3 separate regions of the Homo sapiens genome follow, and regions 1 and 3 are each linked to region 2. The links are chromatin loops, found by intact Hi-C in ENCODE. Cell type or tissue: chondrocyte. All regions are shown on one strand. Each heading gives the region's core, and the rest is flanking DNA. Links, peaks and the distances in the headings are about the cores only.

Region 1 (10,139 bases), core at 612-8,611, 170 kb after region 2:
TTTTTCTTACTTAAATAAGGTAAACATTACAGCAAATAAGCAATGCTTATTTATCTTAGACCCATTCTCTTCATCTAAACTCAAAGACAGAGTCTAGTTTGAATGCCAAGAGAAATAGTCCAATCTTAGCTAATAATTCTATTATCATTCATTTTGTTACATAAATTCTCCCCCATGATTAGTATGAAGATATATAAATACGATGTAGATCTATCAAGTGCCTAATGAACTGCAAGCACACAAATTTCACTCCTTACATACCAAGTTGTAGACTCTCAGAACCAAAATAGGCTTTAAAGTAAAGATAATGAGCTTGTCTCTAAAAAAGAAACACTTCTCTTGGGCAAACCTGGAGGACACTATGCTAAGTGAAATAAGCTAGACACAGAAGGACAAATACTACATTACACCATTTATAAAAGGAAACTAAAAAGAGTCAAACTCATAGAAGCAGAGAGCAGAATGGTGGTGACCAGGGGCTGGGTAGAGGGAGAAACAGGATGGTATTAGTCAAATGATACAAAGTTTCAGTTATGAAAGATGAAGAAGTCCCAGAGATCTACTGTACAGCATGGTGCCTATAGTTAACAATACTGCATTGTGTATTTTAAAATTTGCTAATAGGGTATATCTTATTTTAAGTGTTTTCATCTCTCTCTCTCTCACACACACACACACACACACAAATAACAATACATAAGAGGGCAGGAGGAAACTTTTGGAAGTGATGGATGGGTTTATGGCATAGATTGTGGTGATGATTCTCTCCGAACTCATTGAGTTGTATACATTCCATCTTTACAGCTTTTTGTATGTCAATCCTACCACAATAAAATGGTTTTAAAAAATGAGGGATGGGTCATTAATTATTGTCCATTTTTGGTGCCAATAGTTTTCAAAGGCAACTTTTTAATTATATAGGTGTAATCATTCTCTAGGGAAAAATGAATACAAATTAGAGTGTGCACACAGATGTTTCCAAATGAATCCATCCATCTCTCTTTAGGAAGTCTCTGCAGTGTACATTTCTTAGGACAGTTTTGCTTAAGGAAGTTTAGCTTGTTCTGCTACCAGTGACAGAGAGCAGGATAAAAGACACAGGGAACCAGTGAGATGCCTACTAAAATAAGAAATGGAAGATGCTCAAAGACAAACATTGCCTGGTTTGACATTTTGTCTGTGTGGTTTATTCTGCCTATTTGCTTCCTTTACCTGAAGCTTAACTGAAATCTCCGGTTTCTGAACCATACTTTTTATCTCGGCTTTGAAATTCAGTTTAAATATGTACCTTTTGGGAAATTGTTGCTATTTATTTTTTTAACCACAAACCCACCCATCCTTCATATTTAGTGACAAATAGAAGCTATTAAAACACTAGAGGGATTTTCAATATCTGATCCAAGGAAAGCTTTTTTAAATGCCAGAAAGTTCCTTTGAGAGGTGGAGTTTTGCTTTTGTTGCCCAGGCTGGAGTGCAATGGCACGATCTTGGCTCACCACAACCTCCACCTCCCGGGTTCAAGCGATTCTCCTGCCTCAGCCTCCCGTGTAGCTAGGATTACAGGCATGCACCACCATGCCTGGCTAATTTTGTATTTTTAGTAGAGACGGGGTTTCTCCATGTTGGTCAGGCTGGTCTCAAACTCCCGACCTCAGGTGATCCACCCGTCTCAGCCTCCCAAAGTGCTAGGATTACAGGCGTAAGCCATGGCGCCAGGCCCCATTTACTTTTTAGCAACAATGTTTAAATCTTGACTTTTGAATAGGGGTATATACTAGCTTAAAATAACTTACTATAACACAAATAAATTATGGAGTGAAGTTCTAGGTTGACATTAAAATTTATTCATCTACTCTTTACCTTCTTCACAGAGGTTGTAAGAATTTTAAAAATTGAATACAATGATAACTGTAAAATAATTTTAAAAAGAAAGAAACAGTTCCCCCCACTCCATGACTAAGAAGCTAAAATAGGGTCTGCTTTCTAGAACATTAAGAAAGCACCCTATGTGCTTCCCTCTATACTAAAGTTAGGAAATTCTTTCTAATCAGTTATAATTACAGCTTTACTCTTAAGATCATCTTGAGACTAGATAAAAGATGAATGTGAGAGTATGAAAAAACAACAAGAATGCACACCATTCCTTTTCCTTCAGTTACCTAGAATTAAATTAGCAGCAGTATCAACAGGGAAAGCACATTCTGTTTATGAGCTCTCAATATATCAATTGCATTTAAATTAGAATTTTTCAAAGTCATAAAAATCAACTGATAATACTTTTTGAGGTCCACACCTAAGAAACAGCTTGATTATCATGAAACAACTACTGGGGAAAAAACTTTCAACATATGAAAATTGCTGTCACACTGATAATTCTTGACTCTGAATTAAGAATCTTACGATACTGATTTTTAAATATTTTGGACAAACAGATTACATAACAGCAAACACTGACCTTACCACAACTCTCCTTTCCAAGTTTAGTCAAGAAGTGTGTTGATACATGGATGAATCTGAATTTACAAGGCATTCATTAAAATACTACAGACCTGAACAATACTTGAAGAAAGTGATTGTTACCTTAAGTGTTCTTAACCAGAAAGTACTCTTGTGTAACAATCAAGACTTCCCACAAAATTTGTACAATTTTTGCCAGAATGTATGTTTTGTTTTTGTTTTTTAAAATGGCAAAAACATAAGTCTTACACACAGAGAAATGCCTAACGTAATGAGCAGAAAGTACATATGGAATTACAACTTTAGGAGAAAAAAATAGCACTTTCCTCTACATTAGAGACTGATAAAAGTATTTCAGAAAGGAAAAATATATTTTTAGAAACATAGACCCTTAGAGTTAAAATATGGTCCGTTTAGACAATTCTCAAAGTACCAGCTGGAGTTACCAGTTCCTTGCAGTACTACTACTTATAATATTGCATCCTTATTTTAATTCCTGCCATGAATAACTTTTATTTACTAAAACAGATAGCAATGCACTGGGGGTCCATAAAAACTAGTGCCAATTAAGAATAAAGAAATTACTCAGTGCTGCCAAAAGTATACAAAAAGGCACTTTATATACTGTTGACAAAAGTAGAAATTAGTACATGCTAAATAGAAAATAACTTGGTAATATGTGACAACAGGCCTTCAGTTATACTTCCTGCACTTGTAATTTCACTTTCTATTTCTGGGAATATCCTAAAGCCACAGTTCTCAAACTTTCGGGCACCAGAGACCAGAGGCGGAGCTCAGGCAGAAATGCTCACTTGTCGCTCACCTCCTGCTGTGCAGCACAGCTCCTAACAGGCCATGGACCAGTACCGGTCCATGGTCTGGGAGTTGCGGACCCCTATCCTAAAGGAAATCATTAGAGATTCACACAAAAAAATAGAGGACAGTCATCATGGTGGTATGGATAACAGAAAAAAAAAATAGGAACAACTTCAAATTCCCAATAGGTGATTGGTAAAATAATGTATCCATGTGATCAAATACTATGCGGCCATCAAATGCAGCATTGCCAGAGTATTTAAGAGTATGAGAAAATGTTTAAGATATATGAAGTGAAATTGGTTTAAGATGAAACTTCATACTCAAGATCAACTTCCTCAAATTTATGTAGGCTATAAACCAAAATGTTAATCTCTAGGTTGCAGAATTACAGGTGATTTTTTTTTTTATTGAGACAAGGTCTTGCTCGGTTACCCAGGCAGGAATCCAGTGGTGCAATCTTGGCTCACTGCAGCCTCGACCTCTTGGGCTCAAGCCATCCTTCCACCTCAGCCTCCTGAGTAGCTGGGACTACAGGCATGCGCCACCACATCAGGCTAATTTTTTGTATTTTTGGTAGAGACAGGGTTTCACCACATTGCCCAGGCTGGTCTCCAACTCCTGGGCTCAAGCGATCCATCTGCCTCAGCCTCCCAAAGTAATGGGATTACAGGCATGAGCCACTGCACCCACGTAGAGGTTATTTTTAGTTTTATCCTTATAATTTCCCTACATTTTCTAAAACTTCTACAGTGAATGTTACTTTTATCATTTAATAATAAAGTAGAAAATATAGCACCAGCCTTTCAATTAATTCTAATGTGTGTCTATGTATTGATAGTAACAATGAATATGGTCCAAAAGGTGTTTAGCCCTACTCAAGTGGCAAAGTAATACTGTAAAAGGAGCTAAAAGTTGGCTTTATTTGTACTAAGGAAAGCAGGTTAGATCTTCGGTTTTTAAATTAGGCTCAAAGCAAAATAAACTCTTCTTTTGCTCATGTAATATAACCTATAAGCTAAATAAAATGAGGGTTTTCTTCCTTACTATAACTACCATGGTTAACTGTTTTCTGAAGCTAAGCATCCTTTTGGTGTCCCTTATGTCAAAACGTGACTAACAAAAATTGACTGGTACAAGCTGAGTCTCCCTAATCTGAAAATCCAAAATCTGAAATGCTCCAAAATCTGAAACGTTGTGAGCACCAACATGACACACAAAGGACATTCTCATTGGAGTATTTCAGATTTTTGGATTAGGGATGCTCAACCAGTCAGTATATAATGCAAATATTCCAAAACCTGAAAAATTCCAAAATCCAAACACTTCTGGCCCCAGGCATTTTGGATAAGAGATACTCAACCTGTAATAGCAAGTTAACAGACAATATCAAAAAGCCAGACAATCATGAGGGGTTCTGCACAGATGAAAGTATAAATTTCTTTAAAGCTAAGAGTTCTACTTACTTATCCTATTAAAACAAATGGGAACTCAAATGCCAGATTATATCTGCATGAGATAGAATAGGTACCATGCCATACTTGCAACCTTCTGCCCCATAATGAAAATGTTTTTCAACTGACCAGAATCAGTCCCCTACAGGAAATTAAGCCTGCCCCAGGAGAAGGTAACTCAAGCAAAAGGAACCAAATGAATATCATTCCTTTGATGTCTGTGATTAGTAGACCCAGAGGGCTACTTTCCACACGGGTGATCAGAGGGCCTGTGAAAGGAGGGGATTTCAGAAGTGAGCTTTCCATCAGTACTTTCTTCTTTACAACCTGGTTCTGGGACCAAATACTCAAACTTCAAAGGGTATCATCTTACCTGTCTAGCTTCAGACATTCCAATCAACTGTGCTATCACATTACAAATGTGTACTAGCTGACTTCAAAAAGTAGGAGGCAGAAAAGGCTGAATCATTTCTTTCTCTCAAAGTTTTTCTTTCGAAATGTTTCGAGCAGTGGTAAAATATCATTAAGTAATTTCACTTCCTGTAAGGCCCACACATCTACAAATGTGTCCTGCAATAACCCCAACAGGGTCTGGCAGCATGGAGTTCACAATGCTAAAAAGTATAAAAAGAATACAGCTGCTACGCATACAATTCCAGTATAATAATACAACAGAATATTTTCTCAAAAATTAACTTTTACTCCAAAGTAGAGGGAAATCTCTCTGTCACTGATGGTTCGCTAAACTGGGTTGAGCCAGTACTTCGGAAGCTAGAGTCACAAACCTGATCCCCAGATAAACTGGTTAAAATGAAGGCGAGGCCGGGTGCGGTGGCTCACGCCTGTAATCCCAGCACTTTGGGAGGCTGCAGCAGGCGGATCACGGAGGTCGGTAGTTCAAGACTAGCCTGACCAACACGGAGAAAACCCGTCTCTACTAAAAACACAAAATTAGCCGGGCCTGGTGGTGCATGCCTGTAATCCCCTCTACTCAGGAGGCTGAGGCAGGAGAATCGCTTGAACCCGGGAGGCGGAGGTTGCAGTGAGCCAAGATCACGCCATTGCACTCCAGCCTGGGCAACAAGAGTGAAACTCTGTCTCAAAAAATAAAATAAAATAAAATGTAGGTGAACACATTTCCCAGCTTTCTGAGGACTGTCCTGTGGTTGTCCCAGCATAATTATCAAACCCCTCTTTCTTTTGCAAAAATATCCTAATGATGACCCTAGTTGTATCCTAACTTTCATCCCATAGAGAACAAGGCAAGAATGTATGGGTATATTAGCAGAAGCCAACCTTCACTCCTGGAAAAACACTTCCAAGTAAAAACTCCTGTTTGAATCCACAGTCATATACGACGGGCAAGTAAATGAAAGCACCAGCTGCACACCATTAATCACACAAACACACAAGACTCTTTATTCCAAGTGTTTTTCAATGATATCAAATTACTACAATCTTAGTTTATGTGCAACATTTATAATCCAATTTCTAGAATCTAGATTAACACCTTAACTGATGACTTCAAACTGAAGTCAATTTCTCATCTCACAAAAAACACACTTGTATCTTAAACAGATATAGGATAAATCAGATGCATTGTAAGAAAATATCTCCGTGTATAGGTATTTGATTTGTGACTTTAAAAAAGTATAGTCCTATTTAATAAGTTATGTTCACCCTTTAACTAATTTTATTTTTTAATTTTTAATTTTTTTTGTTGAGAGATGGGGTCTTGCTTTGTCACCCAGGCTGGAGTACAGTGGCACAATCATAGCTCACTGCTGCCTTGAACTTCTGGGCTCAGGGGATCCTCCTGCCTTAGCCTCCTATAACTAGGACTTAGAAACTCACCACTGCATCCAGCTAACTTATTTTTTTATTTTTGTAGAGTAAGCATCTCACTATCTTAACCAGGCTGGTATTAAACTTCTGGGCTCAAGTGATCCTCCGGCCTTGGTTGCCCAAAGGGTTGGGATTACAGGCATGAGCCACTGCACTCAGCCTAACTTTAAAAATCAGAGAAAAGGATATTGCCAAGTTAACTTTAACAATCAAACAAAAACCCTAGCCTTGCAGGAAATACATATTTCACACCAATTTTATTTTTGTAATAAACATGTAACCAGTTATAATTTCCCATCTATGGTTTTTTGGAAAATATGTGTCAATAGCCTCAGAGTTGCATATCAAATGAAGCATTTCATTCCCAATCAAGAATAAAAGACTAAAGCAAACCTGTATTTCTAAACTAATCCAGATCCTATAAGCTCCAGCTCTTTTTATGGTAGGTAGTACCAGACACAGACCATTCCATTTACTAAGGAAGACTATGCCCCAGCTGAGAGGCAATCCAGTATGGTAGTTAGGAGCCAATATGCTACAGCCAGATGACCTGGGTTCAATCCCTGGCTGTGCCACTTACTAGAGATGGATGACCTAGGGCAAAATATTTAACATCTTTTCCTCATTTGCCACAACCATAAAAATGGAGGGGATAATATTATTAGTTACAGGTACTGTCATGAGACTTAAAAGAGTTGATCTCACAGCTGTAGCCATTACGAACTTGAACCTCTTTTAATTTCTCAAAAGCATCAAGCTTAATCTCTCATCTCTGCTTGCTTCTAGCACATGCTTTTCCCTTTGCCAGTAACATTCTCTTCTGCCTTTTCTTGCTTCCCTTTAGGTCTTCATTTAAATGAAATGTGTAGAAAGCCTTCCTTGACCTCCTATGTTACGTGAAGTGCCTCTGCTATTTGACCTCAAAGTACCCTACGGGACAGCACTTAAATTTGTCTAAGTTCCTGTTCCCCTGCTAGGCTCTAAGCTCCTTAGAGGCAGAGGTCATGTCTGTCTTGATAACTACTGTAATACCTGGGGCCTAGCACAGTACTGGTTCACAGTAGGTGCTGGATAAATATTTTTGGAATTAAGTTGGAATGAAATAAGAAGTCATATTATGTAGAAAGGAAACCAAAAAAGGATTTCCAAGATAAATCTTTCAATCTGAGTAGAAGTATATGCCTCTCCACATTTGAAATACATAGGAGGGCCTCCTCTCATATATTAGGAGTCTCATCATTGAACAGGAGAAGTGGCATTTTTTTAAGAGATGGGGTCCTGCTCTGTTGCCCAGGCTGTAGCACAGTGGCACAATCGCAGCTCACTGCAGCCTCAAATTCCTGGGATCAAGCAAGCTTCCCACCTCAGCCTCCTGAGTAGCTGGGCCTACAGGCACTCGCCATCATGCCTGGTTCATTTTTAAAAATTTTGTAGAGACAGGGTCTCACCATCTTGCCCAGGCTGGTCTCAAAACTTCTGGGCTCAAGCGACCCTCCCACCTCTGCCTCCCAAAGTGCTGGGATTACAGAGGTAAGCCACCATGCCTGGCCAAGAAGTGCCATATTCTGACCAAGTACAAACTTGATGCCAATTCTGGGTAAGAACCACGACTTCATAAGCAGAGTAAGTGACAGTGTGTTCAGTGTGTTTACACTTACTATTTCACATCCTATATTCCAAAGCTTTATTAAAATAAGGGTATCACAGCAAAATTATATGGCTAGTGTCCCTGAATATTATCAGCTGGCCGAAATGAAGCTCGTAAGTGCCAGTGGCATAGGTGGGGAAAATAAAAGGAAAATGAGACCATGAATGTGGAAGAGTATGCAAGAAAGAAAAAGAAAGCCAGCTGCCATGGCATGTGCCTGTAGTCCCAGCTACTAAAGAGGTTGAGGTGGGCGGATCATGTGAGCCCAGGGGTTTCAGACCAGCCTGGGCAACATGGGGAAACCTTGTCTGTACAAAAATTTGCAGGCCGTGGTGGCACACGACTGTAGTCTCAGCTACTCCAGAGGCTGAGGTGGGAGGATCGCTTGAGCCTGGGAGGTGGAGGGTGCAGTGAGCTGAGATTACGCCACTGCACTCCAGCCTGGGCGACAGAGTGAGACCCTGAGAAAAGAAAGAAAACAAAAAGAAAGGAAGAAGGGAGGGAGGGAAGGAGGAGAGAAGAGAGAAGGGAAGAAAGGGAGAGAGGAAGGAAGGGAGGGAAGGAGGGATGAAGGGAAGAAGGGAAGAAGGGAAGGGGAAGGGAAAGGGATGGGAAAGGAAAGAATTTGATGCAGTGAAGAGTGCTAAAGCAACATCAGCAGCTTGTCTATAACGTGCCACTGGGTGGCACCACTGTCCTTAGCTAGTCACTACAGATATGGAACCAGGATAGAGGACCATCAGGCTCTCTTGCAGAGCTTAGGTGAAAACTCAGAAGTCTATCTCTACCGTACTGACACACAGATGCAAGTCACTATAGTTAAAGTTCTCTGCATATGTCATCAACACAAGGATATGTCTTCAGGATGTTGTGCTTATCAGAGACTCCTGGAAGGTAAGTTTGTCAACATTGTTGCTTAGTCCAAAGGCTTCAGAAACAGCTCACTATTCTAAATGCAGATTCTCAGGGAAGTGAGAGATGGGACAGGGGTGCAGGGTGGTCAGAATAACCTAGAAATCTTTTTCAAGCTATTAGGTTGAACCACATAAAATTGCCAATAGTAAAAAATTTGCTACAGACAAAAAAAAAAGGCAATTTCAAGTCGTTCAACATAATATACATACATTTAGAATCACTGGCTTATTGAGCCACTGTAATGATAAGAGTGTCATATTTCTCATTTGTTAGGGGGGAAAAGATTGAGAAGACACACACAGTTGGCCTTTTACTTAAAATCATGAAGAATTAACTGAGCAAAGAGATGGAAACAACAAAATATCTAAAAATAGGGAATAAACTACAGTCATGAACCACATAACATTTCAGTCAATGACGGACTGCATATACAGTCGTCCCATAAGAATATAATGGAGATGAAAAATTCCTGTAGACTAGTGAAGTCACAGCAGGGCACATTATTCAAGAATACTAGCAAACCACCATGGACATATCAATATTTCTAAAAAGAATGACACCTTCTCAAGAAGCACCTCAGGCAGGTCCTTTAGGAGGTATTCCAGAAGAAGACACTCTTATAGGAGATGACAACTGCATGCATGTTACTGACCTTAAAGACCTTCCAGTGGGACAAGATGTGGAGGTGAAAGACAGCGATACTGATGATCCTGACCCTTTGTAGGCCTCGGCTAATGTTTGTGATTGTGTCTTAGTTTTTTGTTTTTGTTTTTGTTTTGAGACTGTGTCTTAGTTTTAACACAGAAGTTTAAAGAGAAAAAAATCAATTTTAAAAATATAAAAAAGCTTTTAGAATAAGGACATAAAGAAAAAATATTTTTGTACAGCTGTACAGTGTGTTTGTTTTAAGCTAAATGTTATAAAAGAATCAAAAAGTCAAAAAAATTTAAAAGTTTGTAAACTAAAAAGGTTATAGTAAGCTAAGGTTAATTTATTACTGAATA
Region 2 (10,139 bases), core at 1,244-9,243:
ATGAATTAGCAATTCCACCCCTAGGTATCTAGGATACGTCAATACAAAAACTTGTACACGAATGTTCCTAGAAACGTTGTTTATAACAGCCAAAAAGTAGAAACCATCCAAATGTCCATCAATGGATGGATGAATAAATAAAATGTGTTATACTCATACCATGGAATATTATTCTGCAATTAAAAAGAATGAAATGTTCATACATGCTACAACACAGATGAATCTTGAAAATATTCTGCTAAGTGAAAGAAGCCAGACACAGAGGACCACATAATGTAGGATTACATTTATATGAAATGTCCAGAATAGGCAAATACATAGAGACAGGAAGTAGATTGGTGGTTGCTAGGAGCTGGGGTAAAAAGGGAAGTGGGAAAGAGGTTTCTCTTCGAGGTGTTAAAAATGTTTTAAAGTTGTGCAGTGATGCTTGAATAACTGTAAATATACTAAAAACCACTGAATTGGTTTTTAAATTAGTGAATTGTATATGTGAATTATATCTCAATTAAACTTTTTTTTAAAAGCACTATTTGATGTGAACACTATGGTTACCAATTAAGGAGCTCAGAGGAAGGAGTTGACTGCTCAGATCACTTCCCTGGTTGTTCTAGATTAGTTCTTCTCAAGTCTTGAGCAAGGCAAAGATTCAGATGGGGATGTTGGTAATTCCCAACAACATTAATTCCATTAGGTTTACACTTGATCAGAAGATCTGGCTGCACAGCACAGCCTCATTTAATCCTACCTGACACAATTTATTGCTCCTTACAGTCTGTTATCCCAGGGTCACCAGCCATCTCCTAAACTGTGCAGATAGATGCCTCTCAATACCTCATATGTTATCTAATCTGGACCCGCCTCATACTCTCAAATAAGTGGCTGCCTAATTTCCTCTGCCATGGGTAGGAAAATAATGCTCCTCAAGCAGGAACTATATGACAGGCACTGACTCATTTAATTCCTAAAGCAATGCTGTGAAATATGTACTAATATCATTTCCATTTTACAGATCGGGAGTATGAGTCATGGAATGGTAATTTTGCCAAGGTCACAAAACTAGTCAGTAGCATGATTAGGATTTGAGCCCAGACTGGTGCCAACAACAATGTGCTCAATCAAAATGCTATGCTGTGTTCCAAGAAAAGCTCTTTCACACCCTTCCTAGTCATTCTTCCCAAGTTTTATACATTTGCAGTTATCTAGTGAAGAGCAACTCCGTGTCTTATTCACTTTGTTTCCATTTGCATCCCTCCCCCTCCATCCAACATAGTTTTCATATCTTTAAATTCACTGCTCTGACAACCAGAGCCCATCATTGGTTTCTATATTATCAGTTTACCCAGTCTCCTACCTTTGTAGCACAATGTAGCAATTTCCACTTTGTAGCACAAAATTCTGTGCAAAAATTCAGTGCAAAACTGAGCTCCCCTCCACCTCTAACTCAGCTGTCCCTTTCCAGTACTTCAACCCTCCCATATTTTTCAACACTATTTCCCACACCAATAGCCATTCTCATAGCCATTAAAGAGCTCACAACAGTTGGGGTTCAGGGGACATGAAATGAGGGAAGACTTCATAGGGAAGATCGCACCTGTTCTGGTCCCTGAAGGGCAGGTAGAAATGGAGGGAACATTCCAAAATAAGAATATATAAGTAAATGCATGAATAGCCAAGTGTCTAAAAGCAGACTTTGGGATTTGAAAGTTTGGGACTGAAATCCCAGGTCCACTAGCTGTATCATCTTAACCAATTTACTTAACTTCTTTAAACTTAAGTTTAAATTTTTAAAAATCTAGATAATAATGTCTGCCTTTCTGGGGGTTGTGAGGATTGAATGAAATCATATAAAACACAATCTCTCAATCAAGAAAAACAATCACCAATGAAGTAGTAAACATCAGTCATTCTTGGCAAACAGTAGTAGTTAACTTTGCCAGTGTTGGTGAATTTGGGAGAATAGCCTGGGAAAATAAATTCAGATCAGACCAAGGTAGGTATTTAAAGATTATGAGAATTTGGAAGAAAATAGACAATAGAGTTATCAAAGTTTGTGTGGGAGGAGAGAATGAGAGGGGGAATGAGAGGGGGAAAGAGAGAGAAGTGGGGGTGAGAGAGGGAGGAGAGAATGAGATGGGGAAAGTGAGAGAAGTGTGGGGGAGAAAGGGAGGGAGAGAGCCAAGAAGAGCGAGGGAGAAAAACGAAGAGGGTTAGCCGGACGTGGTGGCTGGCGCCTGCAGTCCCAGCTACTCTCCTCGGGAGGCTGAGGCAAGGGAATTACTTGAACCCGGGCGGCGGAGGTTGGCAGCGAGCCAACATCATGCCACTGCACTCCAGCCTGGGCCACAGAGTGAGACTCTGTCTCTAAAAAAAAGAAGAAGAGGAGGAGGAGGAGGAGGAGGGGAGGGGAGGGGAAGAGGGAGAAGGGTTGCTATAGGGAATGGTCAGAACTAAGCAAGTTACTTAGTATTTCTTTGTAACTCAATGTTATGTTTATTGTCTAGCACTCTCATTACACTTTGAGCCTCACAAGGATTCGAAACATGCCTATTTTATTCACCACTCTATATACAGAGCCTTGCACAATCTTTGGCACATAGTGAATACTTGATAAATATTTATTGAATGAATTATGATGAGGAGGAGAGCGGAACCAAAAAAATAAAGATTCCGAGAATTCAAGATAGGTGACTGGGAGAATATAAAAGTTTGGAAGTGCGGAGGAAATAATGAGTTTAAATTTTGGACGTACAAGTTTGAGAAGCCTATAGTGCAGTCACGTTCATGTTTAGCAAAATTATTATGTGTAATTGGAGCTCAGATAAGGGGTGGGGGCTTGGGATAGGTTGTTGAGATTCATTAGCATACGAGTAGCAATTTAGATCACCCTGAAGAAGGGAGGCTTTAAAAGGGGGGATGCACCGGAAGTGACGCCAGTCAGAGGTTAACGGAAAACGGAAGCTGGCTGGCTGAGAAGAAGCTTCCGTTAGTCCTACCTTGAAGAGAAAAGAGCCAGATAAAGAGAAAGATTAAAAGTATGAGAAAATACAGAAGCCACTGGTCTCAGGGAGACAGAGAAGGATACCAAAGAAGAAGTAACTATTATGAGGGGCCACACACCAGCCACTCAAGGTAAAACTACGACATCTAATTAATTTGCCATTTAAATCAGAAGTCATTGGCGGCTTTGGGATGAGAGGTTTTTAAGGGGTGTTGGGGAGCAAAGCCACATTGCCATGACAGTTATATTGCTTGAGTTTGAATCTCAACTAGTTTGTGACCGTAGGCAGATTTTACAGTCTTAGCTGTAAAATGAAGATGATAAAATAATAGCAATTACCTCAGCATTGTTATAATAAGTGAATATATGTAAAACTGATTAGAAAAGCACCTTACATATAGTCAGCACTCGACATTTTAGTTATTGTTAGAATACCTTGCAGAATAAATAGCCCTTAAAAGATGGTGAATAGCACTGTAAACTTAATTTTTGTTGGTGTCCGTGAGACATTTTAAAATGCCAGAATGGAGAAACCAGATGAACTTTTCCTGTTCAATGTGGCTGGGTTAAAATGAAATAGTAATTTTAGGCATACTGCCAAAACGTAGTAATTCAGTGAGGATGATCCTTCCAGAACGTTCCAGAATGCTAAATTGTTCACTAGTCACGCACGCCTTTCCCCAAGCTCTGCCCACTTATCCTATAGGCTACGGAATAGTAGGTCTCCTCGCATTTCTAATTGGTCTTCAGAGGGCTTTGGCTCCGCCTCCTGGGGCAAAAAAGTCCCTGTAATTGAACACTTTCATTTTTGCTTGTCCCCAGGCTTGTCGTTAGAAAAGTAGGGGACTTTCCTGTTGAGTATCATGTTTACAAAAGCAAAGTGGCTTTTAAATTTTAAACTAAGTATCAAACAAGTAGATAAGGTGGATGGGAGGGATCTTCAGGAACTGAAGGGAAGTGGAACTTAAGGTTGGAACATCGGTGTGCTTTTAACGACGGACCGAGCTACTTCCGGGAGAGAATGGGAGGGTGGAAAATTTTGTGCGTTTGGCGGGTTTCGCTCTCTTCATAAGTATTGATCATTCCGCAGCCCTGCGGACCGGACACGTGAGGAGGTAGTGACGCCGACACTGCCAGAACACACTGCTACAAGGTCCCAGATGGCCACGTCTCTGGTGAGTGCCTGGGCCGTGGCAGGACGGCTGGGCGCCGGACTCCAGTGGCTGAGAGGAGGGATTCCGGGGCGGTCTGGCTGCTGCTCACGTGGATAGGTGACGAATCACGTCCCGGCTCTCTGCACTGCGGGGCGGGGCCCACGCTTTGCTGCCCGCCCTGCCGGCCCCACCCCCAGCCTGGTTAGCAGTCGCTTTCTGATCCCGGAAAGGACCCTGAGCTGGGAAATAGCGAGAGGCGGGGATGTTGGGGTTTGTTGTTTATGGCTTGCAGTTTCTTTCTCTCGATTATCTTCCTCTCTAAAAATCACTTTCAGTCACCTGACAAAGAAACTGGCGATTCATTGTTCTTAATTTAGTAATAGACTGGGCCCCGTACATGAATGAGAAGGAAGGTATTCCTTAATTCTCCGGCACGAACGCCAACAGCGTTGCTTTCTTCGGTGTCACAGTTCTTAGGCAAACAGCAGTGAATATTTACGCAATGTGGGAAAGTTTCCTAAGTGGAGCTGCCGGTTTTTCAAGTAGTTGAACTACTTTCGTGTGTGTGTGTGTGTGTGTGTGTGTGTGTTTCCCATTCATCAACTTTGGAGTTTGGCTCTAACACCTCACTTGAAAACAGAAAACAATTTCCTAGCTTATTCAGTGGCAGTTTTTGCCGCTCTCTCTCCTTTTCTAAGGTTCAGGTGGTGTCATTTTCATTGCCGTGAATGTTTGTAAAATATTGAAAGTCTAAAGTGCTTAGTTGCCAAGAAAAGATTATAAATTTATATGTGGAGACTGAAAAAGACTCAGATTCATTGAGAAGATTATGTCCTAAAGACATGCACTTAAAATTAGTGAAAAATTTTAAAATTGCAAACTTCAGAGTCCGGCCTTTAAAATGTCTGAATTTATATGAAAGAATGTGGACTGTATATAGAGCTACATAGTGGTTGAAATAAATCATCAGCTTCTGTCAGTGGTTTTGTGTTTGTGAGGGGTTGAAAAGGTTGGTAATCTATACTTCTGGAATTTTTCTTGTAGGATTTTAAAACTTATGTAGATCAGGCATGTAGAGCTGCTGAGGAGTTTGTCAATATTTACTATGAGACAATGGATAAAAGAAGACGGGTGAGTGTTATAGACTCTACTACTCTTTATAGACTACTACTCTTTATTAAATACCAGGTTGTGTCTGGAGCCAGCGTTTCATCTGACTTGCATAAGTGGTAACTGTGGATTTACTCTTTAAAAGCAAATTGCTCAGGGAAGGATTGGTATGGCATTAGTGGGAACATGGGCTCTGGAATCATATCCCAGGTTTACTTTTACCTAGTTCTTTGACCTGGAGCAAGTTGCCATTTTCCCTTAACCTCATTTTATTTTCAGGTTGGTAAGTATGAATTAATTAAAATACCGCACTTAACATTAGGCCCAGCATATTTTCTTAAATATGTTTCCTTTTCTTAGTTCCATCAATTAACCAATATGGTTAAGGTATTATTAGTGCTAATGAAGGGGTGGGTCATTACGGGGAATATTTCCTGATTCGCCCCTTTTATTTCATATATTTATAGATAATTTCTGATCATGGCTCAAAAGTATAGCTTACACCCACAAAAAGTATGCATGTAGCATGGATAATATTAAGTCCTCAACAGACCGAGATTTCATCAGCTTTTTCATTGCAACTTATCCCTGCACCATATCTTTTACGTAATTATGTCAGTATGTGGTCAAGTGAGTCTTGCCTAGGTCTCTTACCAGCATAGAACTGTGCTTTGGAGAACTACTTCTGTCCTGCAGCTGCAAAAGTTAATACCCTATCTCTAAAAACCTATTTTTTATATAAAACCCATTTATTAAGCATAGGATTTTATATATATATATACTTTAAGTTCTGGGATACATGTGCAGAATGTGCAGGTTTGTTACATAGGTATACACGTGCCAAGGTGGTTTGCTGCACCCATCAACCCGTCATCTACATTAGGTATTTCTCCTAATGCTATCCCTCCTCTAGCCCCCCACCCCCTGACAGGCCCAGGTGTGTGATGTTCCCTTCCCTGTGTCCATGTGTTCTCATTATTCAACTCCTACTTATGAGTGAAAACATAACTGTGTTTGGTTTTCTGTCCCTGTGTTAGTTTGCTGAGAATGATGGTTTCCAACTTCATCCATGTCCCTGCAAAGAACAGGAACTCATCCTTTTTTATGGCTGCATAGTATTCCATGGTGTATATGTGCCACATTTTCTTTATCCAGTCTAACATTGATGGGCATTTGGGTTGGTTCCAAGTCTTTGCTATTGTGAATAGTGCCACAATAAACATATGTGTGCATGTGTCTTTATAGTAGAATCATTTATAATACTTTGGGTATATACCCAGTAATGGGATTGCTGGGTCAAATGGTATTTCTGGTTCTAGTTCCTTGAAAAATGGCCACACTGTCTTCTATAATGGTTGAACTAATTTACATTCCCACCCACAGTGTAAAAGCATTCCTATTTCTCCACATCCTCTCCAGCATCTGTTGTTTCCTGACTTTTTAATGATTGCCATTCTGACTGGCGTGAGATGGTATCTCATTGTGGTTTTGATTTGCACTTCTCTAATGACCAGTGATGATGAGGATTTTTTCATATGTTTGCTGGCCACTTCTTCTTTTGAGAAGTGTCTGTTCATATCCTTTGCCCACTTTTTGATGGGGTTGTTTTTTCTTGTAAATTTGTTTAAGTTCCTGTAGATTTGGAAATTAATAGATTGCAAAAATTTTTTCCCATTCTGTAGGCTGCCTGTTCACTCTGATGATAGTTTCTTTTGCTGTGCAGAAGCTGTTTAGTTTAATTAGATCCCATTTGTCAATTTTGGTTTTTATTGCCATTGCTTTTGGTGTTTTAGTCATGAACTCTTTGCCCATGCCTGTGTCCTGAATGATATTGCCTAGGTTTATGGTTTTGGGTGTTACGTTTAAGTGTTTAATCCATCTTGAGTTAATTTTTGTATAAAGTGTAAGGAAGGGGTCCAGTTTCAGTTTTCTGCATATGACTAGCCAGTTTTCCCAGCACCATTTATTAAATAGGGAATCCTTTCCCCATTGCTTGTTTTTGTCAGGTGAAAACCAATTTTTTAAGGCAAAAGATAAAAGAAGTTTCTTGTACTGATATTTGATGTCAGGGAAAAGGGTTGTGACAATGGATGTTTATTGTGCCTTGCCTTGAATGTGTATTGTACCTTACTGCTTTCAAAAAATAAAGTAGAAAAAAAAAGACAACATTGTTTATTACCAGTGTCAATATATGTGTTGACCTTTTTTTTTATTTTTATTTATTTATTTTTTTTTGAGATGGTGTCTCACTCTGTCACCCAGGTTGGAGTGCAGTGGCGCGATCTTGGCTAACTGCAACCTCTGCCTCCCGGGTTCAAGCGATTCTCCTGCCTCAGCCTCCCAAGTAGCTGGGATTACAGGCAACTGCCACCACGCCCGGCTAATTTTTGTAGTTTTAGTAGAGATGGGGTTTCACCATCTTGACCAGGCTGGTCTTGAACTCCTTACCTCATGATCCACCCGCCTCAGCCTCCCAAAGTGCTGGTATTATAGGCGTGAGCCACCATGCCTGCCTGGCCTTTTAACCCAAGTTACATTATAGAATTAAGCTAATAGTGTGTCTTGTGACCCCAGAGTTTTAACTGTGGAATTTCTGCCTCATTTGGGCCTTAACTTATTTGACTTATCGAAGTCTCTGCTTTAGCAAGTACTCATGATTCTTTTGAACTAAGTACACTAATAGAGTAGTACTATAGCCGAGCATGGTATGACATGCCTGTAACCCCAGCTACTTGGGAGGCTGAGGCAAGAGGATTTCTTGACCCCAAGAGTTTGAGACCAGCCTGAGGCAACAGAGCAGGACCCTGTCTCAATTTTTTTAAAAAACAGAATAATTTTTAAGAAAACATAAACCTCTTCTCTAAAAAGTGGGAGTAGTGAACTAATTCTTTCTAACACATGCAAATATTAAATGTTTCATATATATATATAGCCACTAGCATTAAAGGGTACAGGTAGGGCTTGATCAAAAACTTTGTTAATTCTCATAATTACAAAAGGAAGACACACTAAAACTGGCTTGGGGCTGCATTTGCTTGGAATTTGTGATCATTTAATTCATTTGAATACAGAAAGCAGAACTTAATTGGGTGGAAGGTTTTATTGTGTCTAAAGTGAAATATGAAAAAATATATTTTACTGCCTAGTTTATAAAGAGTAAGGTGATATTTATTTAAGGCCAAGATTATAAGACAGACGTTTTGTTCACATGGGTTTCCAGTGGAGATGGAGCAAGGGGAGTGGAGATGAAGGTAGAACTACAAAAAATGTTTATATACCATCTGTAATATTTTAATCCATTTCTATAAAATGTTTATCTAGAAACAGAATTATTTCCCTTTTTTAAATTTGTCTTTCTTTTTAGGCACTAACCAGGCTGTATCTGGACAAGGCCACCTTAATATGGAATGGAAATGCTGTTTCAGGGCTGGATGCCCTAAATAATTTTTTTGACACATTGCCTTCTAGTGAGTTCCAGGTCAATATGTTAGATTGCCAACCAGTTCATGGTAAGATCATGATCTTTCAAGATGCTTCCTTTGTTTTCCTCTAGTAAGCACTGAGCTTTTACACCAAAAGCAGCGAGAAACTTTTAGTGGTAGAACTATTTACTTACTTGAGCAAGTTAAATATTATGAAAAATGTAACTGTCCAGTCAAACTTTGGTCTTCCTTCAGATTCTTTCCACTAGTAGCTTTTGATGGATTATGTGATTTTGGCTTATTAAAAGTTGTATGAAAAGTTGAGATTAATGTGATTTTTGTAAATGGCAGGGAAAGATTATCTGATTTCTCTAAATAGTTGCCTGCTGGACCCTGAAATGTCTCCAGAGTAAAATTATACCATATCTCTGATTAATGTGTTCAGTATCTTACAATCTACTAATATTTCACAGAAATTTACTCTGTTATGTGAAAGGATGACTTTTTACAAGAAAATTTGATTCCAGGTAGATTGATACAGTTTAATAAAACCTCTAGGTGGGGTCCTAAGTGTCTTAAATTGTAGTTCAGGGTGATTTTTTTCCTTTATAATTCCTGAAAAGAACAATAGTTTAAGAAGCAAAGCATGAATAAGCTCTGTTAGAAACCTGAAATATTAATTCTGAAATATTTATATATATATGAAGCAAATGGTCCTATGCTAGATATAAGCTCCTCATTTTGAAACTAGAGTATCCCAAAGTTTTCTGGACTGAAAATAATTTTAATATCTTTTACTAAGTACTTAGTTTTCTGGGTTTGAGTATGCATGCTTAAGATTATGCTCAAGGGACAGAAAGTGTATGAAAAAAATTTTAAGCATTAGTCCATAAACAATGTATTTTAAGCCTGAAAATCTGCTTATTTAGAGATAGAAAATGATGTGTTCTCTTTTTTTTTTAATGTGGATGAAGAGCAAGCAACTCAGTCCCAAACTACAGTTCTTGTTGTGACCAGTGGAACTGTGAAGTTTGATGGAAACAAACAACATTTCTTCAACCAGAACTTCCTGCTGACTGCTCAGTCCACTCCCAACAATACTGTGTGGAAGATTGCAAGTGATTGCTTCCGTTTTCAAGATTGGTCTAGTAGTTAAAGGGGCAAAAGTCCATTCTCATTTGGTCCATTAGTTCCAGCAATTGAAATTTATGTGAATTATTTTGATTGTAGAAGCACTATAATATGTGCTGAAACTAAATTTCTTTAATATTTTCTATTCCTGTCAGCACCTTTTCTAGCAGCTGCCAGTTTGGAGCATTGCCCTCTAAGAGCTTTAAAACTATTTTTTTACATGCCTTATATACATTCCACTAATGACATTCTTATAATAATATTAAACACATGATCTTGGTACTAACATACTCACTGTGAACCCAGCCTATTGCAAAAATAAAA
Region 3 (10,139 bases), core at 1,089-9,088, 87 kb after region 2:
TCTGGCTGCACTCTCTTCAGAGGAAGAGGCACAGGCCACAGCTTTGACCACGACTCTGTCCTCTTTCAAAACATAGCAGATGGAGGACTAGTTGGGGCCACCTGGTCCCATGCTGTGAGGTCTAGCACTGAAAGAGGAATTGGCTTAATCACATTATTTGTCTCCCTGGACAGCCTATAGGTTATGTTAAGTAGGAACAAAAGGGCTGAAAAGTGACTTCTCATCCAACAGCTTCTCCCAAGGCCATTTTTGATGGAAAGGTCACGTTCACCTAGGCTGGCTATTGACCAATCTAATCTATTCACCTTTGGTGATCCTCAGTCATACTCTCTCACCTTCACAGAACATTCTAGTTCATTCTTCCTCTTACCTCCCTTATGAAGCCCAGCGTCCCTGATTCTTACCCTTCATTCTTTTCTCTTATGCTCGCTACCAATCCCTGAAGACCCCTGTCTTCAAAAGTCTAGACTCCAGTCCTGGTAGAGCGTTGTAAATAAAGTGTTACTGTCATACATTTTTTAAAGAGCACCATGGGCCTGCAAGTAAACGAGAGCAGAGTAGAATGGTGAGACAGTTATGCAGTTTCCTAGTCAGCCAAGATCCTGAGAATGGGGTAGATAAGCTTGAAAATCTGGGAGCCAGTGGCTAAGTATCAGCAATCCTCTTTTTTGAGCATTAACAGTAGAAACTACATAGTGGAAAATTTTCTCTTCCTCCCACTACTCCCACCCAAGTGCCAAGAGCACTCCTCCAAAGAAAGAAAAGGAAAGTATAAACTTAATACCTTCTATAGTTTCTACACTTCTCCTAGCCTTTTCTCATATATTATCTCACTTGATCCTCAAATCCCCACAGCTGTAGAGACTGGGGCCCTGAGAGGTTAAGCAGCTCATTCTGAGAAACAAAGCTGGTTAATTGGCAAAGCCTGAGCTGGACCCAAGTTCTCCTGATTTCTGGTCCTATGCTCTCTCCACATCATGGTATATTCGCTTTAGCTGGCAGGCAAGATTGTTTGGAAAGCAGCCCAGACCCCTTTTTTTGTTGCTGATGATACAAGTTATGTGCAGACCTTGGGTTTATAAAAGCAATGACAAATTGAAAAAGAGAAGATGGTAACTACAAACAAACAAAAGACCCCACTTATATCCTTCTAGAAAAGTAAAATTGACACACAGAATTGTGTCTGTAATAGAAGAAAAGCTTTCATTTCTTTTCGCACTGTCGATAAGTAATTCCAGACATTGAAACTCAAAACATCCCCTAGTTCCTCTGCAGAAAGCCTCAAGTTACAAGTCAGGAAGCAAAGGTCTTTTGCTTCTTTATTATTTTGGAGTGAAGATCTGAACCTGAGTTGAAACAGGATCTGGTTATGCAGAGAGGAGAAATAGACTGCTTGGTGGAGTGAAAAAAAGAATCATTCTATTAGAATGTTTAACATCTTTAAAATCACATTAAGGACAAAGCTAACATTTTCCCAACTTGTATAGTCAGCTATTGCTATTCAGGGATACATTATCAAAACTGGGGGTTGGCCAAGCACCTAGTTTTTCTTTCTTCTCCCTATGTTTTGCTGACCACAATATGATCACTTCAATGCTGTTAACACCTCCACTGTCTGGTAAAAGTTGAGTGTCCAGACTTCTGAAAAACTTCATTATCTGGGAGACAGTTGAAAGTCTGAGAGTATTTGAAAAAAGCCACTAGAAAGTAAATTAAATCACTCTTCCCAGCCCACCTCACTTTTCTGACCAGGAGGGTTCTATAGCTACTCTCGCTACATGTTCTTCATGGGTACCCTAAGTCATCATAAAAAGGTTAAAATGTTTTTAAAAGCAGGAACATTTTCCATGGGATTTGTTTTCCACAGCTGGCACATTAATGTGTATTATGAGCACTGTCCTAACTGCTCCCAGCTTCTTTTATTTTTGGCAATATATTCTTTTAAATGTCTATGGGAAAATGGTACAAATGTGTTTACAAAATTTCAACACCTGAAGCAGTGATTATGCTTCATTATCAAAATAACCTTGAGGCCGGGCGTGGTGGCTCACGCCTGTAATCCCAACATTTTGGGAGGCCAAGGTGCGCAGATCACTTGAGGTCAGGAGTTTGAGACCAGCCTGGCCAACATGATGAATCCCCGTCTCTACTAAAAAAAAAAAAAAAAAAAAATTAGCCAGCGTGGTGGCGCAGGCTTTAGCCCTGCTACTCGGGAGGCTGAGGCAAGAGGATCGCTTGAACCTGGGAGGCAGAGGTTGCAGTGAGCCAAGATCACGACACTGCACTCCAGCCTGGGTGACAGAGCAAGACTCCGTCTCAATTTAAAAAATTAATAATAATAACCTTGAGTCCCCATTATGCCAGATAAATGAGTGACATTGTTTTACTTAGAATACAGGACTGAAGACCGCCCCGTCACATGTCCTCAGCATTGCTGTATATTGTGCCCTTCCTCCACATCCTCCCCAGGCCTCCCTGCCTGGCTGAAATGGCTCACACAGCTTCCCTTCTCTTTCTGTCATCGTCTTGGACTGCTGCCCAATCCCTGGCCCTCACCTTCAGGGGTGACCTTATGGCTGGAACGAGGACTGGAGAAGAGCCAATGGGGCAAGGCCAGTATAGCTTCAATGAGTGAATCCTGGAAATAAAAGTAAGTTCACTTAACTTATTAACAGTTCCAATAAAATGCTAGATGGGCTGGAAGGTAAGACCCAATGCCTTGAATGAGGTTTGTGTGTTATCAATGCATTTAAGTGACTGGTAATATATTTGTCCTGCTATCATTATCAGAGAACCCAGCTATATTTAAGCAAATTGGCTTACTTCTAAGAGGTGATTTTATGTGTGGTTGATGAAGCCCAAACAGCCATCATCAGATATAAGCATTTCAGCTGTAAGCAGGGAAGTTTCTGACAACCTTCTTGAGACAAGGAGAATAAATCAATACAACACACACCTCTAACTTTACCCATCATTGGTTAAGATTGCTCAGTTCAAGAATTTTCTCTTTGACTTCAGATTTACACTATTTGGTGGCTTCCTTGTCTTTTAATAAGCCACTTCAAAAAAGTTATTGGCTAGGTGCAGTGGCTCACACCTGTAATCCCAGCACTTTGGGAGGCCGAGACAGGCGGATCACTTGAGGTCAGGAGTTTGAGAACCTCCTGGCCAACATGGTGAAACCCCCCGTCTCTACTAAAAATACAAAAATTAACTGGGCATGATGGGGCACATCTGTAATCCCAGCTACTCAGGAGGCTACTTGGGAGGCTGAGGCAGGAGAATCGCTTGAACCCAGGAGGCAGAGGCTTCAGTAAGCCTTGATTGTGCCACTGTACTCCAGCCTGGGTGACACAGTGAGACTCTGTCTCAAAAAAAGTAAAATAAAAACAATTATTAAGGTGGCTTCTAAAAATTAGGTTTGATAATAGCTAAAAGGGATGGGCCTTAAAGGTTTTTTAAAGTGCATCCTGAAAGACTGCATTGTGATCTTTGAAAGTGCTTCAGAAATAAGAAAAAAGGAGGGATAAGTAATAAAGTAGGTATAACTTTTGAAACACTTGAAAAAACAACCCATTTAGCCATATAAACATTTTCTTCACCCATAATCACACATATCAAATTGGAACTGGTTACATAGATATAAATATCACAACCACCCAACCCCCAAATCCAAACATCATTTCCAAAAGCAAAAGAAAAAGGATTCCTTCTCCATATGGTACTGGGTCTTAAGGCTGGAATCTCTGAGAGAAGAGTCTTGCGTTATTGTTTAAACAACCTTTATTACCTGCCTCTGACATTCCCCAGGGTTACAGAGCAGGGGGCATCTGAGCCTCAAGTTCCACGGATGAAGCAGACACTGCAATAACAACTGAATCAATAGAGGAGAGGCATTTGGAAGTACTGGGGTGATACACCCAGTAATGGTAATCCTCAGCAGAAGATGGCATAGCTACCAAAAATCAGGCGTTACCACTGGGATGAAAACTGGGGAGGCAAGAAAATCATACGGTTGGAGTCATAGATCATTTCCCTCCCCGTTGAGCACTCCTCCCCCTTCCGTCCCCCATTAAGTTCATTCTATCCCACAGACTGGTCCTAGTGTCCTGCTAGCTCCCTGCTGAAAGAGAGAGGGAGGGAAAAGATGTCTGAGGTCTCTTCATTTCCTTTGTCTCTGTCCCTAAGGCAACTGGAAGCTGGAGCTGCTGCAGTCGGCCTGGCAAGCCCGTTGGCTCTGCAGAGTGAGCAGTCCCTGGCAGCCCCTGGAGCAGCTGCCAGTTAGACGGCCCAGAGTTCTGATAGAATGCATTGCTTCAGTTCAGTGCCAAGTGTTGGACGTGTTGGATTCAGTTCCCAGAGGGCTGGAGCGTGCTGTCAGGGCTGTCTGAAGACAAGAGAGCAGAGGCAGTTTAGTGCAGTTGGATGTGCGGGGTAGGGGTGGAGGCGCAGGGGTGAAGAGGGAGAAACTGGCCCGAATGGGTAAGGTGGTGCTTCTCCTTCCAGGGCCTTCCAGACAAGGTCTCCTGGCCTCTCACCATTATCTGGGCCTCAGATGAGGCGAACCCTGGAAGGGAGTTGGGGGTGGAAGGTGGGAGGCGCGCCCAGGGATGAGCGAGATGAGGAGGGCGCGAACCAGCAATCTGGGGCTGTGGTTTTAGACCCGCTCAGCGCCCTGGGCGAGGGCAGGCAGCCCCTCGGAGGCAAGCTGGCGGCGGCCCTCGGCCTGGGAGCCCGCGGCAGCCTCGGCGTCGGCGGTCAGGGCGCCTCCCGGGGCCCATTCGTGCTCGGCGCAAGCCTGGGACGGCTCGTCCTTGGCCTCGACGAGCTTACGGGAGCGGGTGTAGGCCAGGATGAGGCCTCCGGCCAAGCAGGCGTAGAAGATCATGATGAGCAGGATGTAGAGATAGGCGTCGTCGCCCTTGGCGCTGGTCACCTCGCGGCCCACGAAAGGGTCAGGCACGACCCCCATGCCCATGCTGGGACGAGGGCCAGCGCCCAAGCCGCTGGCATTACCCCGGTGGTGCAGCTCGAGCAACAGGCGGCTCAGAAGGGTTCGCAGCCGCTGGCTCTCGCTGCAGTTCATGGCTTTCGGGGAGTGACACGGCGGCTCCAGGACGCTGCTGACCTTTCCCCCTGGGCGAGGGGAAGCGAGCTAGCGAGCGGGCCGGCCGGCGGGCAGGGCTCAGCAGCGGAAACAGCGGTAGCACCCAGCTCTCCGGCGAGCGCGCAGTGGCTGGGGGCGCCGACGGCGGGGCCTCCTTATTCCCTCACTCCCGCCCCTCCTCCCCTTCCCCACCACGCCCCCTCCGGCCCGCGGCCGCCTCTTCCCAGGCTCTGGCTGTCTCGCTGCTCCAGGGAAAGGGGACAGCTGGTGGGGGGAGGAGAAGGGGACAAGAGTGGGGGCGAGGCTGGGAGACGGGCGGAGGGGGCGGGGGCTCGGAATGCGCGAGGCCCCAGGCAGCAGACGCTGGCAGGGCAGCTTGCTGGGGCCAAGCCTGGACCCTGGGCTGCGGAAGAGAATTCCTTCCAAGTTCTGGCCACCTGCCCTGCAGGCCAGGCTTTGGCCCAGATACAGCATTTGGCCCCCTAAGGCAGCTCTGCCTTGGGGCGCTCAAGGGAGAGGGCAGACGCCTTTCCGCAGCAGAGACCCCTTGTCCACATTTTATGGAAGTTACTCCCATATACAGGGACCCAGGCCTATCTTTCTAGTCCTCATTCCTTTCCTTTTCCCCCCGCCCCCCTTTTCACCCCCCTCCCACCTTGTCGGAGGAGAGCATCTTATTCAGAAGATGCTCAGGCTGAATTTGGTGACTGAGTGCTCAGGCACCTGCTAGAAGGCCAAGGCAGAGTAGAACTCCCTGGTTATCCAAAATGGTTTCTGGTGATATAAGTGATATTACACCTTCTTGGAAGCACCCCTGCTCTGATGTCCTATGACACTTTTTGAAAAGTCAACACATCTTAGCACATGAATGTACTATTCATAATGGGAGCCTGTTTCCCATGGGTAAGTAAGCCATCTTCCCAGAAGTGAAACCAAGTTCTTCCAATAAGAGTAGCATGCACATTTTAAAAGGCCCTTTGACTACACTCTGTGGATATCTCGGGATCTGAAAAGTGCCAGTTCTAGAGAATATGCTCACCCTACTCCCAGTTAGGCCAGCAAACAGCTGTGTGCCTCTCTAGACTTGGTAACAGGTCTAGGCCCTAATGGCTTTTAGGGCAGCCATTTTTTTCTCAAAGGCTGTCTTTTTTTAGGGGAAAACAAGGCACCAAGACAAAGATCAGGCCAGATATGTTAAATTGGAAACAGACTGAGCTTCACAAAGGAAAAGGGTTGGTTTGTAGATGGTGGGGTAGAAAAAATGAGGTAGTGCTGGCTAGGTCTGGTTGTCCATAGTTGCCAAATGAGAGCAGAAAGCAAGAAAAGTGTATGACCTTAGGCACACCTTGAAAATAATGCTGCCTGTTCAAGACCGTTCAGTCCAGGGACCATTCAATCTATAGGTGCCATGGGTTAAAAAAGGAAGGTTTTCCGATGCCTCTTCCCCAACCGTTCTTCAGCCCACCATCCACCCAGGGGCTGTAGCCTTCTGTGTGTTCAGGTGAGGTTGGCACCAAACTGTATCCAGGGTCTCAAACAGAGCCTTGCTTCACAGCCTCTAAACAGGCCTCAGAGACATTCCACATGACCCTGACACTGGCTCCCTTCTAATCACCTTGCCTCAATATTCTCACCTCAGAGGGCCTCAGGAAAGAATTGTTAAAGCAACTTGGCAGGATGAATGCCAGAGGACACAGCCAGAGAATTTTCAAAGCACTGCTAACCTAGTGATATGACTGTTGAGCTAAAAAGACTTCTCTTATCTGTTAAAACAGGAGTCCCCAACCTCCCAGGCTGCTGGACCTTGGCCTGTTAGGAACCAGCCGCACAGAAAGAGGTGAGCAGAGGGCAAGTGAGCATTATCGCCTGAGCTACACCTCCTGTCAGATCAGCAGTGGCATTAGAGTCTCAGAAGAGCTCAAACCGTATTGTGAACTGCGCATGCCATGGATCTACAATTGCATGCTCTTTATGAGAATCTAATGCCTGATGATCTGAAGTGAAACAGTTTCATCCTGAAACTATCCACCCCTCCCCAGTGTCCATGAAAAAAATTGTCTTCCACAAAACCAGTCTCTGGTGCCAAAAAGGTTGAGGACTGCTGTGTTAACATATACCTAGAAATAGCTAGGGTTTTTTTTTTTTTTTTTGAGAGGAAAGGAGGAAGAAACCCCTTTACTGTAACATACAAATAATCATTTAAACTTGTTTTCTAATTTCAACAGCCTTATGAGCTAATAGGATTCTCATTTTCCAAAGAGGAAACTGAGGTTCAGACTGGTTAAGTAGCAGGACTGGAATTATAAAGTTTGACCTTCTTCTTCTCAGTCCTCACACATTACTTGTGTCAAATGGGTGGTATTCATGAGCTACCTCCATTTTCCCACCTCTCCCTCCTCTTGAACCTTCTAGAGTCCAGTGCTTTCTGCCAAAACTACTTTCTATAAGTCAGTTCACCAGTGACCTCCGGGTCAAATTCAGGGGTCTCTGCTCCCTTTGCATCTTTGACCTCGAGGATGAATTTGAAACCATCAACCACCCACTCCTTCCTGTAACTGTCCTACCCTTGGCTCTTGTGGCATTGCATTCTCAAATTTCTCTTCTTATCTCTCTGACCCACCATTCTCTGCCTCCTTTGCTGGCTCCCCTTCTTTCCTCCTCCCATTAACTGTTGGAATCCCCAAAGACTCAGTCCTCAGCTATTCTCTCTCAACACCCATTTCCTTGAAGAGTGTCTCTTACATGGTTTCACCTACCACTTGGCATATATTTAGCCAAATTTGAATCTCTAGCTCTGATTCTTGGTAGCATGTCTCAGATCCCTCTGCTCCTTCCTTTCTGGTTTTATTGCCACAAGCTTAATCCATGTTCTCATTACCTCAGGTCAAATATGCAAACAGAGAATCTCCTGGCTTACAGCTGAATCTATCATGTTATGGTTAGAATAATTCTCCAACACCACTTCTATCAATTCAGCCCTATGTTCAGAAACCCAGGAGTTGTTACTCATTGATTCTTTAACAGAGTTTAGTCTTCTGTGGTGGAACTTAAGTTCTCACCACCAATAGACACCATCTTCTCCCCTTTGAATTTGAAAAACAGCATCTTCCTGGAGTTCCTCTGCAATACTCTGTGCATTTTGCCTTCCTCAAAATTCGTTGACTGAAAGAAGCCTTGCTCTATGCCCCTGTTTGTGCTTTCAGATTCTTCACAATGCACCCTTCTGAGCTTTACTTTGCAGCATTCAATGCAGAAATCTTGGAAAACACAAAAAAGCAACAAGGAAAATTTTGGAAATCTTGGAAAACACAAAAAAGCGACAAGAGAAAAGAACGAAAAATTATCAATGGTGCATACTCATGACTCTCTCTCTCAAATCTCTCTCTCTCTCTCTCTCTCATGTTTCATGGCCTTTTTCCCTTAAAAACATACTGTAAATTTTTCCATGTCATTTACTATTTCTCCATAGCGTTATTTTTTGTTGTTGTTTTTGTTTTTTTTAGAGTAGATCACTTACAAATTTTATTTTTTAAAGAACATCTTTTCCCCAGCCACAGTATAGTTATAAGCTAAGAATAATTTCCAATATTGCACAATGAATGCATCCAGATCCTGCAATATTGATCAAAAGAGTGGATTAAAATGGAATATGATAGCAATTTCATGGAAGTCTCCCTTTCTAAATACTGACTCCTTAGTGTTATTTTATTGTCTACACAGTACTCCAGACTATGGATCTACCATAACTTATTTAACTTTGCCATTTATTGTAATATTTCTGTTATTTTCATGTTTTGCTATTAAAATAATGTTTTAATAAACACAACGCTACTTCTAGTTTTATTGAAAGAAATCACTACCAGAGAGAAGTCAACCTACTAATTTATAGAAGAATGGCATGGGGAGGGATAGATGTGTAAAAGCGGGTGGAAATAGAAACGGAGAATAGTCATAAAATTTAAAAAGGCCCAGCACTCCAAAAAAAACAACAGGTGTGGGGTGGAGGGGATCCTGGCTTTCTTTTCACACTAGGGGCTGATGGGCATCCTTTAAATCTCAGTTCCAGGCCAGCCTGGAATGGCTGAGATGCTAACCCCTTTCCCTACCACACTTAATGAAACTGCAAATCCACCAGATGGGCACTGGTTCTCATTCCTCACCACCCCTCCACCCCCATTTTCCACGAGCCCCATACCTGTCAAATAATCATCTGTTTATCCATCACCTGGAACTCATTTCCAAAATGGTAATCAAGGGTGTTGACAAAGGGAAGTAATTTACAATCATGTATTTAGACTTTCAAAGAGTCTCGGGAAAGGTTCTCTTCCATGCCAAGTTTGTTTTAAAAGTACAATTGAGGCGCCATGGATAGGAAATGCTTTCCCCATTCCTTGAGACTGTGAGTGCTTCCTGCCAACAGTGCAGCTCTATGGAAGTTGGTTGAATTGAACTGAGTTGAGTTTGGCTAGTTGCCAAAGGACAGACACAGATGGTAAGCACTGTCGGAGTCCAGAAGGCTGGCAAAGCCACAGTGGGCTCTAAAGGAGAGAAAGAAAGAAGGCTTCATGAGGCACCAACTAAAGACTGAGAAGGAATCATTCATTCATTCATTCATTCATTCAACAAATATTTATTACATGTTACTTTGTGTGAAGCACTGTGCTGGGTCCTAGAGACACATCGGTGAGCAAGTCACATCGGTGAACAGTCTGTGCCTTTATAACTCTCACAGACAACTTCTTTGTGAACTGGGGACAAATAGGGAGTGCCAGGATGTGGAGCTGGGTAAGTAGTGGGCAGGACGACCAGCCAGAATTTGGAGAGAACTGAGACTCTGGGCCCAATCTCTAAGCACTAGAGTCCAAAGCCTTGTTTGGAAAAAGGAAGACTCCAGGTGGTCTGAGCTCACTGTCCCAGGCTATGCTGCAAGCTTCTCTACCTCCTCCTAGCAGCACAATCTTGAGGGTATGGTTTGCCATAAGCCACCACAGTAGGTCTGTTCTCAAAAGACTGATGAGAATAAATTAGACGG

Evidence for each region. A loop is a pair of places that touch in the nucleus more often than their neighbours do. Peaks named below come from ENCODE experiments on the same cell type or tissue, not always from the same donor. Only the 100,000 strongest peaks of a DNase experiment are listed, where the experiment ranks them.
Region 1: it touches region 2 in a loop (2.6-fold over the local background); 3 of 110 quality-filtered maps call a loop at or near these places.
Region 3: a loop joins it to region 2, with 2.4 times the contacts of the local background. A loop is called at or near these places in 13 of 110 quality-filtered maps.

Annotation. Positions count from the first base shown.
Region 1 is chrX:109,704,278-109,714,416 of GRCh38, forward strand. The region is part of intron 1 of ACSL4 (acyl-CoA synthetase long chain family member 4); the gene reads right to left. Among named protein-coding and RNA genes, the nearest start is that of ACSL4, 24 kb to the right of the region's middle. In chondrocyte, for the core only: a CTCF peak has its summit at 5,196; no DNase peak of the experiment used is centred there.
Region 2 is chrX:109,532,849-109,542,987 of GRCh38, forward strand. NXT2 (nuclear transport factor 2 like export factor 2) reads left to right here and starts at 3,996. Exons shown (of 4, transcript NM_001242617.2): 1 at 3,996-4,173; 2 at 5,197-5,283; 3 at 8,627-8,771; 4 at 9,659-10,139. The coding sequence starts at 4,159. The coding sequence ends at 9,840. RefSeq lists enhancers at 3,977-4,176, 4,467-4,526 and a silencer at 4,307-4,356. In chondrocyte, for the core only: no CTCF peak of the experiment used is centred there; a DNase peak (open chromatin) is centred at 4,263.
Region 3 is chrX:109,619,935-109,630,073 of GRCh38, forward strand. It overlaps KCNE5 (potassium voltage-gated channel subfamily E regulatory subunit 5), which reads right to left and starts at 5,238. Exons shown (of 1, transcript NM_012282.4): 1 at 3,766-5,238. The coding sequence starts at 5,086. The coding sequence ends at 4,658. In chondrocyte, for the core only: no CTCF peak of the experiment used is centred there; DNase peaks (open chromatin) are centred at 4,287, 4,737 and 5,147.